Regions from separate parts of the Homo sapiens genome. Here all the other regions are linked to region 1. Evidence: chromatin contacts called from ENCODE Hi-C or POLR2A ChIA-PET data. All regions are on one chromosome and are shown on one strand. The core of a region is the stretch at or near the end of the contact, and the rest is flanking DNA. Distances in the headings are between cores, read along the strand shown. Region 1 holds the start of ARHGAP35 (Rho GTPase activating protein 35). Region 2 holds the start of FOSB (FosB proto-oncogene, AP-1 transcription factor subunit). Region 3 holds the start of GIPR (gastric inhibitory polypeptide receptor).

Region 1 (3,202 bases), core at 382-2,881:
TCCCGAGTAGCTGGGATTACAGGCGCCCGTCACGACGCCCACCTCATTTTTGTATTTTTAGTAGAGACGGGGTTTCATGTTGGCCAGGCTGGTCTCGAACTCCTGACCGCAAGTGATCCGCCCGCCTCGGCCTCCCAAAGTGCTGGGATTACAGGCATGAGCCACCGCGCCTGGCCCTAAAAGTGCTACATTAAAAAAAAAAAAAAAGTCAATGGAAACATCCTTTAATATAAAAATCTTTATTAATGGAATAAACAAGCCCCTGTAATTTTATTTATCAACGCTTACAGAGCGCTTACTATGTATGCAATGCATGATTTCAAGAGCTTTGCAAAATATAATCTATTTAATTTTCACAGCAGCCCTACGAGAGAGGTACGATTATTATCCCATTTTATAGATGAAGAGACTGATGGCAGAAATGCCAAATGTAATAGGAAACAGCCTTTCTTCATGCATTCCACAAATATTGGCTCGGCGCCCGGGAAGCTCATCTTCCACGATCTGTACTTCCGGAGGAGTCCCAGAGGAACACCTCCTCAGTTCAGAGGAGTCAAGGGTTACAGCGGTGCCCTCTCCCATCACTACTCTTTTCCCTTCAGGCGCCCTAATTGACATTCGATTTGTAGCCATTTGCACAATGCTAAGTGACAGGCTTGGGCTGCACACAGGACCAGGCCGTCTTCCCTCTCCTGGGGATCAGTCGTTCACAGAACCAAAAACAAGTTGCATGGACGCGCGCGTTGGCTGCAGATTTTCTTCACAGCCAGGAGAAAGAGCACGCGCTCTCCAGCCCCGCCTCTTCTTCCGGGACGACGAATTGCGGGGCTCGGATTGGGCTGAGGCGGGCCACGCCTCCTCATATCCTCCAATCAACTCCCTCTCTGGTGCGCTCCCTCCTTCTCAGCCCCGCCCCACCGCCCCACGTTACGTCGCTCCTTCTGGCCTCCTCCGTTATCCCGGCGGCTGCGGCTCGCGCGGCAAACCCACCTCCCATTGCTTCCCATTGGCTGGTCAGGTCCCGCGCGAGCGGGATCGCGCCCTTCGCCCCCCACCCCCAAAACCGGGCCATGCCTCTCTCCTTCGGCTTTCTCCAGGAGCCAGCGCGAGGCAGTAGATCGGCTGCTTGAGACGCGCGCGCAGCTCCTGCGGACCACTCCCTCCGCCCTGCGCCAGCAGCTGCGCCGGCTGGCAGCCCCCCGCGCACGCGCGCTCGCCCATCCCGCTCCCTCTGCTCGTTTGCAAGTCGCCTCGCGCTCAGTCGCGACGGCGGCCGCCGCAATAGCGGCATTTTCGGGGGCGCACGCGCACTGCACCGTCCGCGGCCGTTCCTAACCTCAGGCAGCGGCTGTGGCAGTAAGCCCCTCGGGTGCGCACGCGCTCTGACCTCTTCCCACTGCCTCGCTGGTTGTCCCTTCGCGGCGCGCGCCCAGGGGCCGTTATACCCCTGCAACGGTCCACGCGCCGCGCACGCGCAGTAGCGAGGGGGCGCGCGCGCGGGAGCGGCCGTCGCAGGAAGGAGGTGCCGCCGCTGCCGCCATTGCGAGGGAGGGAGGGAGGGAGGGAGTGAGCGAGGCTGGTCCGCCCTCCCCCTGGTTGCCGCCCCTCCCCCCTTCCCCTCCCCGCCCCCCGCCCCGAGGGAGAGCCGCGGCGCGGCGGCAGGAGGAGGTGGAGGAGGCGGAGGAGGGAACCCGCGAGGGAGGGTCCGCCCGGCCCCCCGCCGCCGGAGCCGCCGCCGCCGCCTCAGCCGCCGCTGGACTAGGAGCAGGGGAACATGGCGCCGGGGCCCCCGTCGTTGCTGCCGGGATTTTGGAGGCCGGGGCCGCGCTGAGGGCGCCCAGCTGGTGAGTGCGCGAGCTCACGGGCCCCGGGCGGCGAGGCCGGGCGCCGCCCCGCTGCGGGGTCCAGGGGGAGGCGGGGACGGCGGGGCCCGGAGCCCGCGAACAATGGAGGAGCTGGAGGGGGAGGGGAGGAGCGGCCCCCCCCCCAGCCCCCCGGGCCCCGCCGTCCCCGTCGCTTCGCGCGTCGGCCCGGCCCGTGGGGCCCTCCTGCCCTTTGGACCTGCCCCTGCCCGCCCCAGCCCTGCTGTCCCCGCCGCCGCCCCCATCCCCGACCCGTTGGGATCTCGGTGTCTGCCTCGGAGCCTACCCGACTTCAGCCAACCGGTTCCCAATTCTGCGCCCCCCTTCCCCCTTCCACCCCTCCATAATGCCCTTCGCTCCTCCCGGGCTCTGCAGTGCTCCTGGGACCCATCTTCTCCTCATTGACCATTCTGCATCTCTTAATTGTGGCTCCCACTTTTGAGATCCGTGACGCTTCTCCCTCTTCTCGATTCTGCTCTCACCACCCTTCAGATCTGTCCTCGGCCCCTTCTTTGACCTACCTTCTGTGCTATTATTCCTGTCTCAGAATCTGTTGCACCCTGGGAGCTGTCCCTTTAGGACCTGCGGTTCCAACCCTTTGGAGATCCATCTGAGACCCCTGTTCGGCCAGGCACTGCTGCCCCAGGTCTTCCCCTTGGACTGAATCCCGTTCCCTCGTGGGCCCTACTACCCGCATTTCTTGTCTGCCCTCTCGCAGAGCCTGCTGCACCCCGGGATGCCCCTCGGCTGGCTTTCTGACCCTTCCGTGCCCCAGCTCATTCCCCTGATCCCCTCGGACTTGGCTGCACCGTGCTTGCCTGTTCCCCTTCTCAGCTCTTGTTCCCGTTTACCATTCAGACCCTTTCCTCTCTTCCAGACCTTTCTGCCTCTCAGCTCTGCCCCTTGCCCGACCTCAGATCTTGCTGCGCTCCCCTCACCTGCTTGCTTCTGACTCTGCCTTCCCGGGAAGCAGCCTCCTCCCCCTTCTCTGACTCTGCAGGTCTCCCATTTCTGCTATTCACTTAAATGATGTATCCCTAACTCAGACTGCCTTCAGTTTCAGCCCGTGTTCTCTTGGAGGTTTCCTCTCTTCCCCACCTCCTTTTTGGCACTCCTCTGAGCTACTGCATTCATTTGCTTCTCCTTTCTTTGGCCTGTCTCTCCTTCAGTTCTCTGCCTGAAAACTGCTTCCTGTCCCCTCTTTGCTCCAATTCCTCTCCTCCCCGTTTTAGCCCTTAGACATGCCCTTTAACCTCACTATACCTCTGATACCTCCCGGGCTGGTCACCCATCCCCTTCCTGTTCTGCATCTCACAGACCTGCCCCTAGATCCATTTTGT
Region 2 (3,202 bases), core at 438-2,937, 1.4 Mb before region 1:
ATTTGCTAAGAAGATTTGCTCAGGTAGTCACCTGTACCCCTGTGAGCCAAGATTGCAACAGTACATGCTAAGAGCAGTAAGAAGGAGATTGTAAAGCTTAGAAAGACCTGACAGGCCAGGCGCTGTGGCTCACGCCTGTAATCTCGACACTTCGGGAGGCCGAGGCAGGCGGATCACCAGGTCAGGAGTTCAAGACCATCCTGACCAATATGGTGAAACCCCGTCTGTACTAAACATATAAAAATTAGCTTGACGTGGTGGCCCGCGCCTGTAGTCCAGCAACTCGAGAGGCTAAGGTGAGGCGGAGGTTGCAGTGAGCCGAGATCGCCACTGCACTCCAGCCTGGCGGCAGAGCAAGACTCCGTCTCAAAAAAAAAAAAAAAAAAAAAAAAAAAAAGACCTGACAAGTGAAAGCTACTAATATTGCCATTATCATTTAAAAAAACCCCAGACACAGGTTTTTCAGGGAGTTTCATCCAACCAGGCAGGTCTCAGAAATCAGAAAAGAAATGGAAAGGGTAGGAAATCTGGAGTTTGACAATTCTGAGTTTGAATTTCTTGTGATGGGATCTTGGGCAAGTCATTTAACCTCCCTGAGTATCATTTTTTTCTTTTATAAAATGAAGATTTTTCTCTCTTAACCTTCCAGAGCTGTTTTAAGGATTACAAATCTTCTACTGAAAGGCGTAGCACAGGAGCTGTGCTTGGCAAGTGCCAAATACAAGGCATTAATTATTATTATTAGAATTAATAATAATATCCCCTCCCTCTTACACATTCTTTGTCTCCGGGTGGATTAAAAGGTGGAAGGAGAGGCTACCAACACCATCAGAAGAGAGGCTTCTCTCTAAGTTTCATTTCCCATCTCCTCCAAATCCGCATCCCTCCCAAACGCCGGACCTGTAAGGCCAGCAGGGTCCAAGACACACATCCTTTGCCCAGCGGGGAAGATTAAAGCTAAAGCTCAGAGAGGGAAAACATTTCCTAAGCTCGCACAGCGAATCAGGACAGAAACCAGGACGAGCCTCGGAATCCCTCCATTACCTCCACTTTCACCTGAGCATCACAGCCCGCTCGGGACTCAGTTTCCCCACCTACGTGACCACACCACACTAATCAGGGTCTCCTTTTGGAGATCTGCTCTTCTTCTCGAATGGGGGCGCTGCACCATCGGTAGAACAGGGTAGGTGGGGGCGCCAGAGGTGAAGGGGACCTGCAGGCTGGGGTCTTCCCCGCCCGGGTCAGCGGGGTCCCTGCGGGGCTAGTCTAAGCGCCTATTATTACCAGCCCCCGGGGCGGCGTTGCACTGCGCAGGCGCGGGCGGGGCGCGGGCGCGCGCGCGAGCGAGCGAGGGATTCCCTCTGACGTCATTGCTAGGATACCAAACAAACACTCCGCCGCGCCGGCCGAGCTCCTTATATGGCTAATTGCGTCACAGGAACTCCGGGAAGGCGGGGCCGGGATCCCCTCCCGCCGAGTGGCCCGGAACGCAACCCCCGAGACCCCCAGGGCCCCGAGGGTCATGCAAGTGACCAGATCGAGTCTAGAACAGACCTCTTGCTGGACAGTGCGGGACTCGATTTGGCGGGGCCGGAGATTTGGGGAAGTTTGTCCAGCAAGGGGCGGGTGACGTAAGCAGGGGGGCGGGTCCCGGGCATATAAATACAGGCTGGCGGGTCTGTGCTTCATTCATAAGACTCAGAGCTACGGCCACGGCAGGGACACGCGGAACCAAGACTTGGAAACTTGATTGTTGTGGTTCTTCTTGGGGGTTATGAAATTTCATTAATCTTTTTTTTTCCGGGGAGAAAGTTTTTGGAAAGATTCTTCCAGATATTTCTTCATTTTCTTTTGGAGGACCGACTTACTTTTTTTGGTCTTCTTTATTACTCCCCTCCCCCCGTGGGACCCGCCGGACGCGTGGAGGAGACCGTAGCTGAAGCTGATTCTGTACAGCGGGACAGCGCTTTCTGCCCCTGGGGGAGCAACCCCTCCCTCGCCCCTGGGTCCTACGGAGCCTGCACTTTCAAGAGGTACAGCGGCATCCTGTGGGGGCCTGGGCACCGCAGGAAGACTGCACAGAAACTTTGCCATTGTTGGAACGGGACGTTGCTCCTTCCCCGAGCTTCCCCGGACAGCGTACTTTGAGGACTCGCTCAGCTCACCGGGGACTCCCACGGCTCACCCCGGACTTGCACCTTACTTCCCCAACCCGGCCATAGCCTTGGCTTCCCGGCGACCTCAGCGTGGTCACAGGGGCCCCCCTGTGCCCAGGGAAATGTTTCAGGCTTTCCCCGGAGACTACGACTCCGGCTCCCGGTGCAGCTCCTCACCCTCTGCCGAGTCTCAATATCTGTCTTCGGTGGACTCCTTCGGCAGTCCACCCACCGCCGCCGCCTCCCAGGTAAGTTTTTGATAGTAGGGGTGCTGCTTTGTAGGTTTTATTTTTTAAGTCAAGGGTGAAAAGAATAAACCCCAACCCCCACAAAAAGGCGCATCAGAACCCTAGATCTGAGATGGAAAAGGCTCACAGCGCACTTTGCAAACTGCAAAGAGTCGGGAGATGTTTGCAATTGGTTGCGTGCGTGGAGCGCAAGGAGGGAACGCGGCAGGGAGGGTAGGCTTTGGGGCGAGGTGGGGGTGGGGTGGGTAATGCGCTGCTCAATGCAACGTGTATGCGGTAGCGGGGCTGAGAACTTTGAGCCGGCCCCGGGACTGCCCCCTGCTCGGGTCCCAGACCTGAAGCTAGCGCAGTTAGGCAGGTGGGGGAAATCCCGGGGAAGCTTCCAGCAGTCTCTTTTCCTTTCCTCCTCCTTCGGAGCGCCCACTTCGGTGCCGGGTCGCCCTCCACCCATCGGGAAGAGGGGCCTCGAACCCTCAGCCGCGCTGCCTCCGCCTCCTGCGCGGAGACGTAACGGGGGACCCGTGCGTAACGGCTGACGCGCTGGAATCCTCCGTCTGACGCGGGGCACGCACGGCGCGCGGCGCCCCCTTCGTCCGCCCCGCCCCTGACGTCCCGGGAGCGTTCTATTTTGGAACGCCGGGGCCACGTTGCTAAGGGAGGGGGCAGCCCGGCGTTTCGATTGGCCGCCGGGGCGCACGCCTTGGCCAATCAGCTTTCCCTTCCTATTTGTAGGGTGCATTTTCCTTCCCCCCTCTCTGTCCCCGGAACCCGTGGTTCCTTGGCGGCTGGGTCTCTTTT
Region 3 (3,202 bases), core at 703-3,202, 1.2 Mb before region 1:
ACCCGTTGGGTGCCATGCTCACTACCTGGATGATGGGATCATTTATACCCCCAACCTCCGCATCGTGCAATACACCCCCGTGACAAACCTGCACATGTGCCCCCTGAATCTAAAATAAAAGTTAAGGCCAGGCGCGGTGGTTCATACCTGTAATCCCAGCACTTTGGGAGGCCAAGGCGGGAGGATCACTTGAGGCCAGGAGTTGGAGAACAATATGGCCAACATGGTGAAACCTCATCTCTACTAAAAATATAAAAATCAGCCAGGCGTGGTGGCATACACCTGTAGTCCCAGCTACTCTGGTGGTTGAGGCATGAGAATCGCCTGAACCCAAGAGGCAGAGGTTGCCAAGTTGGCGCCACTGCACTCCAGCCTGGGTGACAGAGTGAGACCCTGTCTAGAAAAAATAATAAATAAAATGAATTAAAATAAATGAATAAATAAATAAATAAAAGTTGAGGCTGGGTGTGATGGCACATCCCTGTAGTCCCAGCACTTTGGGAGGCCGAGGCAGGAGGATTGCTTGAGGCCAAGAGTTGGAGACCAGCATGGCCAACATGGTGAAACCCCATCTCTACTAAAAATACAAAAATTTTAGCTGGGTGTGGTGGCACACACCTGTAGTCCCAGCTACTCGGGAGGCTGAGGCAGGAGAATCTCCTGAACCCTGGAGGCGGAGGTTGAAGTGAGCCAAGATGGCGCCACTGCACTCCATCCTGGGTGACAGAGTGAGACCCTGTCTCAAAAAAAAAAAAGTTGAAATTATTTTTTAATAAAATGGTGGGGCATGGTGGCTCATGCCCATAGTCCCAGCTAGTCAAGAGGCTGAGTTAAGAGGATCCCTTGAGCCCAGGAAGTGGAGGCTGCAGTGAGCTATAATTGTTCCAGTGCACTCCACTCTCATAAATAAATAAATAAATAAAATGTAAAAAGGATTGTATGGGCCGGGTGTGGTGGCTGTCGCCTGTAATCCCACCACTTTGGAAGGCCAAGACATGTGGAACACCTGAGGTCAGGAGTTTGAGACCAGCCTGGGCAACATGGTGAAACACCGTCTCTACTAAAAATACAAAAATTAGTCGGTTGTGGTGGTGTGTGCCTGGAATCCCAGCTACTTGGGAGGCTGCGGTGGGAGAATTGCTTGAACCCAGGAGGCGGAGGTTGCAGTGAGCTGAGATCATGCTTCTGTACTCCAGCCTCAGCAACAGAGGAAGACTCTGTCTCAAAAAAAAAAAATTCTATGTCTGCGAGTAACCACACAACTGCATACTGCGTATATTTATTTCATGACAATCCTTCCTTGAACCCCTGCTCTTAACGATTTTGGGGACCCAGTGGTGACCCAGATGTCCTGGCTCTACCCTCCTGGGCCACACAGGCTAGCAGGGCAACAGTGTTTGTGATGAAACCCGGTGATTGCGTGAATGTGTGGGTGATTGACAGTGTTGTTGGAACTGTGAGACACTGTGAGCGTTACTGTGTGTGTGCAGGAGTCCATAGCCCTGGGTACATGACTGTGTGTCACAGTGGATGACTGTCCACCTGTGAGTGAGAGACTGTGGCTGTCTGGGTGTGACCATGGGACTGTATGGGTGTGACTGAATGTGTGACTGTGTGAGTAACAGCTTGTGAGGTTCTGTGACTGTGCCTTTCCATGGCTCAGCCTATGGGATTGTGTGTGACACTGCATGTTTGATTGAGTGACTGAGGCTCTGGGAATGAGTGGCGGTGGGGGCGGGTACCTGTGGGTGGGACAGCATGAGAGATTGTACACACTTGGTGCAGGGGTCCTCAGGACGATAAGGACAATTCAGTAACTGCCCTCCCTCATGACCTTGATGACTGCCCCCTGCTCGGCTCTCTGCCCCAGAGCTCCCCGCTTCCGTTCCCTGTCCCGCCTTGGCCCCGCCCCCTCCCATCACCCCGGGCTGCCAGCGCCTGTCACCTCTCCCAGAGCCGAGACAAGGCAGTTGGAGGCAGCGGTGGCAGGGGCTGCAGGAGCAAGTGACCAGGAGCAGGACTGGGGACAGGTGAGGGCTCCCCAATCCCAGCCCATTCTCCCTGCCCCCCCTTGACCTCTCAAGTCTCTGGCACTCTCCCTCTCTGCTTCTCTGCCCTGCCTTTGTCTCTCTGTCTCTGTGCCCACCACCATCTCTGCTCATCTCTGTCTCTTGATGTCTCTGTCTGCGTGTTTCCATCTCTGGTTAGCTGCTAGATAACTTCTCTTTCCCCTGCTCTGTCTCCCTCCACGTCTCTGCCTCTTCTTTGTCTCCTAGCCCACATCTGCGTCTCTTTCTCTGTTTGTTTTTCTCTGGTCTCTGGCTGGGGGTCTCATTCTGTCCCTCCGTCTCTGCGCCTCTCAGTCTTTACATTTCTGTCTCTTGTGTCTGTGACGCCGTTGTCTGTCCTTCTGAGGCTCGACCTGAGATCCTCTCTGCTTCCGTCTTTCTCTACGTGGAGCCGCGGGGGCGCGGGTGAGTGGGTGTCGGGCGTTAGACCGATTTCCAGGCATCTGCACATCTAACCCCGGATCTGTCGCTTCTCTAGTCCCTAAGTATTTGGATGCTGGGAAAGGGTTGTTCCACTTACTCTGGGCTTTATCTACCCCCAGCGGGGAAAGTTTTGTAAGGTCAGGTTCCTATGTGTGCTAGAAAACCCTTTGGGCTTGGAGAGTGGGAGCTCGGATGGGCGTTTCAAGTTCTCCACCAGGCTGTGGGAACTCAGATGGGCGTTTCAAGTACCCCACTAGGGGGTACTGAAAACCTTCAAGTTTTTCAGTTCCCCATAGAAAAGGGGTCTAGGCTGACGGTTTCTACCCCCTCCTCTCCAAGGCGGTCCCCGGGTTCCCAGGAGTCTGTAGGTCCAGACTTCGGTGACACTGACACTTCCGCCCAGCGTAGCTCTAGGGCAACCGCCCGCTCAGCAAACACCCCCCCCTTCCACCTTTGCTGCCCCAACAACAGTCAGGGGAGGCCGGGGAATCACTTAAGGGGCCCCGCCCACCACCGGAGTTCCACCCACTCCGCGTGCCTCTCCCTCCCCCCAGATCATCACGCCTGGGAGTTGCGGGAGCGGGTGCGCTGCCTCGGAGTCCCGCGTGTATACGGCTCCCCAGCCGTCTGCCCCTGTGTGTGAATCCCTGAGGCGGGGTGACGCTGGGGTTGGAGTAGGAGGGCAGAGGTGCTGACCTTGCCCTGGGACC

What was found. Hi-C counts contacts between places; a loop is a spot of excess contacts on that map. ChIA-PET counts read pairs that join two places held with the same protein, here RNA polymerase II (POLR2A). Pooled maps may share reads with other maps.
Region 2: a pooled map shows a loop between it and region 1 (5-fold over the local background). The contact joins the promoter of FOSB here to the promoter of ARHGAP35 in region 1. A Hi-C loop is called at or near these places in 4 of 50 pooled maps. POLR2A ChIA-PET finds 5 or more read pairs at or near these places in 2 of 52 experiments (GM12878 and WTC11).
Region 3: a loop to region 1 is called in a pooled map, with 4 times the contacts of the local background. The contact joins the promoter of GIPR here to the promoter of ARHGAP35 in region 1. A Hi-C loop is called at or near these places in 1 of 50 pooled maps. POLR2A ChIA-PET finds 5 or more read pairs at or near these places in 3 of 52 experiments (GM12878, OCI-LY7 and WTC11).

Annotation. Positions count from the first base shown.
Region 1 is chr19:46,859,366-46,862,567 of GRCh38, forward strand. It overlaps ARHGAP35 (Rho GTPase activating protein 35), which reads left to right and starts at 1,632. Exons shown (of 7, transcript NM_004491.5): 1 at 1,632-1,844. LOC124904791 (translation initiation factor IF-2-like) reads right to left here. Exons shown (of 4, transcript XM_047439803.1): 3 at 1,692-1,955; 4 at 224-1,531. The coding sequence ends at 860. RefSeq lists a silencer at 1,401-1,940.
Region 2 is chr19:45,466,309-45,469,510 of GRCh38, forward strand. It overlaps FOSB (FosB proto-oncogene, AP-1 transcription factor subunit), which reads left to right and starts at 1,688. Exons shown (of 4, transcript NM_006732.3): 1 at 1,688-2,404. The coding sequence starts at 2,279. RefSeq lists a silencer at 1,325-1,604 and an enhancer at 1,789-2,690.
Region 3 is chr19:45,666,269-45,669,470 of GRCh38, forward strand. It overlaps GIPR (gastric inhibitory polypeptide receptor), which reads left to right and starts at 1,953. Exons shown (of 14, transcript NM_000164.4): 1 at 1,953-2,030. RefSeq lists a silencer at 1,838-1,997 and an enhancer at 2,378-2,657.